Linked DNA regions of Homo sapiens: region 2 is linked to region 1. Evidence: read pairs that join two places in POLR2A ChIA-PET (ENCODE). Cell type or tissue: GM12878. All regions are shown on one strand.

Region 1 (2,500 bases):
GTAAATCTGATCCAGTTTGGCATTTCTTATGATCTAATAACAATTCATTGTGTATATTGATTTAAGAAAATATAGAAACATAATACTACCTAATGCAAACTCTTTGATCTGAGTGATAAAGAATTTGTATAAATAGACAAAAATAAACACCCAGACTGAAGTCCTACCTGTTCACTTGATTAAAACTGTATCTCTTTAAAAGATGGATACTTTGGCCAAATAGTTGGCTTTTTCTGTTCTACGTTCTGAGCTACACCAGTTTCTCCAACATCAAAGTTTCCTTTTCCACCACCTTAATTCGCCATCCTGCTGTCCAAAGCTCATAACTTCAGAGCTTCACTTTGTCCCCAGACTTATACACTGAATTCCAGTGAACCAGAAAGAATGCTCATGGAATACAATTAGTGACTAAACAATTCCAAAACGCTATTGGTTTGCTTTCTTTCTAGACGATGTACTTAGAAGAACAATAATAAAATTTCAAAGGGACCAAAATCTTTCTTTCTACTCCTCTCACATGAATCACCACCTCCTTTGCAAACAAGTGATTATTTACAAAGCTTGTTAAAAAAGTAGTTTAGGCTTGCATTTCATTTAGAATTGCTCTATTGCTCCATATTTTGTTTTCCCCTATGATTTAAGAATAGTTTTATTGTACATATCTTTACAAATATTTAAATCAAAGAGAATTACTGTAGTTTAAAAAATAGAAAAACGGGGCCAGGCGTGGTGACTCACGCCTGTAATCCCAGCACTTTGGGAGGCTGAAGCGGGCGGATCACCTAAGGTCGAGAGTTTGAGATCAGCCTGACAAACATGGAGAAACCCCGTCTCTACTAAAAATACAAAATTAGCAGGGCATGGCGGCACATGCCTGTAACCCCAGCTACTCGGGAGGCTGAGGCAGGGGAATCGCTTGAACCCAGGAGGCGGAGGTTGCGGTGAGCCGAGATGGCGCCATTGCACTCCAGCCTGGGCAACAAAAGCGAAACTCCGTCTGAAAAAAAAAAAAAGAAAGAAAAAGAAAAAGAAAAACAACAGAGGAAAAAACACGGCATGGGTTATGAAAACAGTTATCGAAACAAAAGATTATCTCAGGTGAAAAAAGGAAATTGACAGCGCTACGTAAGCAAAAAGATCTCAGATTGTACTTGTTGACCAGGAGGTAACTGGTAATTAGGAAAGTAAACATTTCTGCCCTCATCTACTATGCAAAACTACATTGTCTTTTCATAAAATTTTGCAGAATCTTACCTTAAAGGGGAAGATCACAGGTTACTACATCACTGCTTTTTTATTCAAACTAAAAATCATACTTCAGTGTTTTTAAAAAGTTAAATGAAATCCAGAACGCCAAATAAAAGGCCAATAGAGAAAAAGAGAAGGAAGCCAGATGCATGCCTGTATTTCTGGAAGGAGAGTTTCTCAAAGGCTTTTTTTTGAAACCTCCTTAGCTAGAGCTAAGGTTTGAGGTTAGCTGAGCATCGCGTGCCATTCTTGAAGGGTCCTAGGCACTGACTCATTTGCTTTATCATTTCTCATGAAAGCAAGAGGTGGCAGCCATCACCAGAGAGCAAAGGGGTGACTTGGTGACTGATCTCATTACTGAACTAAGGAGAGCACTCTCACGCAAAGTTCAGAACCTCCCCACACCCAGAGAAACTCTGCCAGTTCATAGAAAAGAAGTTATTTCCACCCAAGAAGACAAGTGGCAACTGGAAACAGATGTGAAGAAAACAAGAATAAACACCTTTTTCAGAAATATAACAACTGTAACAAATAATCAGTTTTTCCAGTTCCCACCTGTACACCATGCTCTCAACTATATACTGCAAGTTAAAACAGAATTGATCATGGTTCTGTATTTTTAAATTCTCTCGCTTTCTAAATACATCACTTCACTTTTAACAGTCCAAAGAGCTCTTTATAATTTACTTCCTCTAAGGTAAATTTAGGTGCAATTTTAATAGACTGGTAGGGGCAAATGCCTCATTCCCACCCAAAGGGTTGAGGAATGAGTGATGGACACGGTGAGCTAGGAGAAGTAGAAAGTGATCAGTGCCCTGTGGGAAATAATGGGAATGTCACAGGTTTCTTCTTTTCTGGGTCACTGGGGCATGCCTTTTGATTGAGCATAACACAGATTAATGTCATTGCCTGTGGATTTTGGAAGGAAATTGCAACAACTTTGGTTGATCACTTACTGGAGTAGAGACGGGGAGAGACAGATACTTTTCTACTTTACATGCATTTCTATTTCAATCCTTTAAGCAACCAGGAGAGTAAATATTTTTATTCCAATTTTAGGATGAGAAAGTGGACACATGGAGTTAATAGAAAAGGAGAGTAAAAATGATGGAATACAGGCAGACTGGCCCCATTGTCAAACCGTAGTCTGAATGTTTCAAAAGCACATCTGCCTTTTTTGTGACCAATAACCAGCATTTTTGTATAACTACAATTAGTGAAGCATGTCCTCATATATTATCTCAATTTATCC
Region 2 (2,500 bases), 180 kb after region 1:
AAAGTAAAGGGATGGAGAAAAGTCTGGCAAGCAAATGGAAAACAGAAAAAAGCAGGGGTTGCTATTCTAATTTTAGACAAAACAGACTTTAAACCAACAAAAACCACAAAAGACAAAGATAGTGATATGGTTTGGATCTGTGCCCCCACCCAAATCTCATATTCAATTGTAATCCTCAGTGTTGGAGGTGGGGCCTGATGGGAGGTGATTGGATATGGGGGGCAGTTTCTAATCGTTTAACACCATCCCCCTGGGTGCTGTTCTTCTGATACTGAGTGAGTTCTTACAAGATCTGGTTGTTTAGCCTCCCCCCGCCCTCCCCCCACCCCCGCCTTTCCTCCTACTCCAATTATGTAAGATGTGCCTGCTTCCCCTTCACCTTTTGCCAGGAGACTTCTGTGAGTTTCCTGAGGCCTCCCAGTCATGCTTTCCGTACAGCCTGAAGAACCGTGAGCCAATTAAACCTCTTTGCTTTTTATATTACCTAGTCTCAGGTATTTCTTTCTTTCTTTTTTTTTTGGATAGGGTCTCACTCTGTTGAACAAGCTGAAATGCAGTGGCACAATCATTCTTCACTGCAGCCTCAGCCTCATGGGCACAAGCAATCTTACCATCTCAGCCTCCTAGGTAGCTGGGACTGCAGATACACACCGCCACACCCGGCTGATTTTTTAAAAAATTATTTGTAGAGACGGGGTCTCACTGAGTTGCCCAGTCTAGTCTTGAACTTCTGGGCTCAAGCAATCCTCCTGCCTCGGCCTCCCAAAGTGTCGGGATTACAGGCATAAGCCACTGTGCCCAAACTCAGGTATTTCTTTATAGCAGTGTGAGAATGAACTAATACAGATGGGCAATACATAATGATAAAGGGTTCAATTCAACAGGAAGACCTAACTATCCAAAATATATATGCAGCCAACACAGGAGCACCCAGATTCACAAGGTAAGACCTATGAAGAGACTTAGATTTCCACACAATAACAGTGGGAGACTTTAACACCCCACTGGCAGTATTAGACAGATAATCAAGGCCAAAAACTAACAAAGATATTCAGGACCTGAACTTGACAGAATGTACCTAATAGACATCTACAGAACTCTCCACCACAAAATGACAGAATATACATTCTTCTCATCTGCACATGGCACATACTCTAAAACCAACCACACAAATGGATATAAAACAATCCTCAGCAAATTCAAAAAAACCAAAATCATACCAACCACACTCTTAGACCACAATGCAATAAAAATAGAAATCAATACTAAGAAAATAACTCAAAACCATACAATTATATGAAAATTAAAGAACTTGCTCCTGAATGACTTTTTGGAAAACAGTGAAATTAAGGCAGAAATCAGTTCTCTGAAACTAATCAGAACAAAGATACAGTATACCAGATCTCTGGGACACAGCTAAAGCACTGCTAAGAGGGAAGTTTATAGTGCCAAATGCCTACATCAAAAATTCAAAAAGATCCCAAATTAACAACCTAACATCACATCTAGAGAAACTAGAGGAACAAGAGCTAACCAAGCCTAAAGCTAGCAGAAGATGAGAAATAACCAGTAGTAGACTTGACTTGAAGGAAATTGAGACAGAAAACAAACAAACAAAAAAAAAACCCCAAAAAAACCCATGCAAAATGCCATATAAACACAGACCTCTTGTCTTTGAGCTGATTCTATGAAATCACCTTTCCCATACCATTAGATTTTAGTCTTAAGAGGTATCAGCCTGTTGCTTCTGACCTCTTAGTGGGGTTTTCAGCTTAGGAAATATTCCATTACAAATATTTAGGCAGGAAACCTAGAAGGAAGTCTCAAATGCTTTTATTAAAATCTTATGCAACTTTAATATGTAAGAGTCCTTAATGTATTAAGGGGTGGAGGAAGCAGATATAGGGAATGTGTACATTTTCTATGGTTAGCATAGGGCCAAAGAATAAAAGGAGATTGTAGATTTTATTTTTTTAATTCTGTCTTTTTTGTGGATAACTCATTGCATTTAAAAACTGTAAGATGGGTTAAGCAGTTGCATTTAGATGAGAGCAGTGAGGTGATAGATAATCCAGGCATTCAAATAGGGTACAAATGAATTTTTCAACTACATTTTAGAACAGCAATTAAATGTAATTTATAATCTTATTTAATTGATAGGTTGTGGTAATTAAAGGAGCTTTCTGTTGTAAGTGATCTTGTGAGATAAAGGACATTGCTGTCAAAATATTTTTAATATTTAAAGCCAATATTTCAGGTAGATGTCGAAGTGATTTAGCTAATTATTATTCTTTTATCCCAGATATGCTACAATTAAATGATAAATAATTGGATTTTTTGATAAACGGGATGTAAGGAGATATGTGTGTTTTCTGATCACCAAGTAACTATAAATATTTTGCACACACTGAATTTTTTGGAGGGCAAATCTGGCTCTCTTATTGCAAAACACTTTTTTTTTTTTTTTTTTTTTTACAAATTTGATGTGTATGGTTCTTCT

What was found. Peaks named below come from ENCODE experiments on the same cell type or tissue, not always from the same donor. Only the 100,000 strongest peaks of a DNase experiment are listed, where the experiment ranks them.
Region 2: POLR2A ChIA-PET joins it to region 1 with 14 read pairs; 2 of 35 experiments call an interaction of 5 or more read pairs at or near these places.

The regions. Positions count from the first base shown.
Region 1 is chr3:98,554,859-98,557,358 of GRCh38, forward strand. No RefSeq gene overlaps it. Among named protein-coding and RNA genes, the nearest start is that of GPR15, 24 kb to the left of the region's middle. RefSeq lists enhancers at 925-2,124, 1,176-1,495, 1,626-1,705. In GM12878, no CTCF peak of the experiment used is centred here; DNase peaks (open chromatin) are centred at 1,105 and 1,563; H3K4me3 peaks cover 2,233 bases; H3K27ac peaks cover 2,500 bases.
Region 2 is chr3:98,737,774-98,740,273 of GRCh38, forward strand. It overlaps a transcript of ST3GAL6 not described here. Among named protein-coding and RNA genes, the nearest start is that of ST3GAL6-AS1, 6.4 kb to the left of the region's middle. In GM12878, no CTCF peak of the experiment used is centred here; no DNase peak of the experiment used is centred here.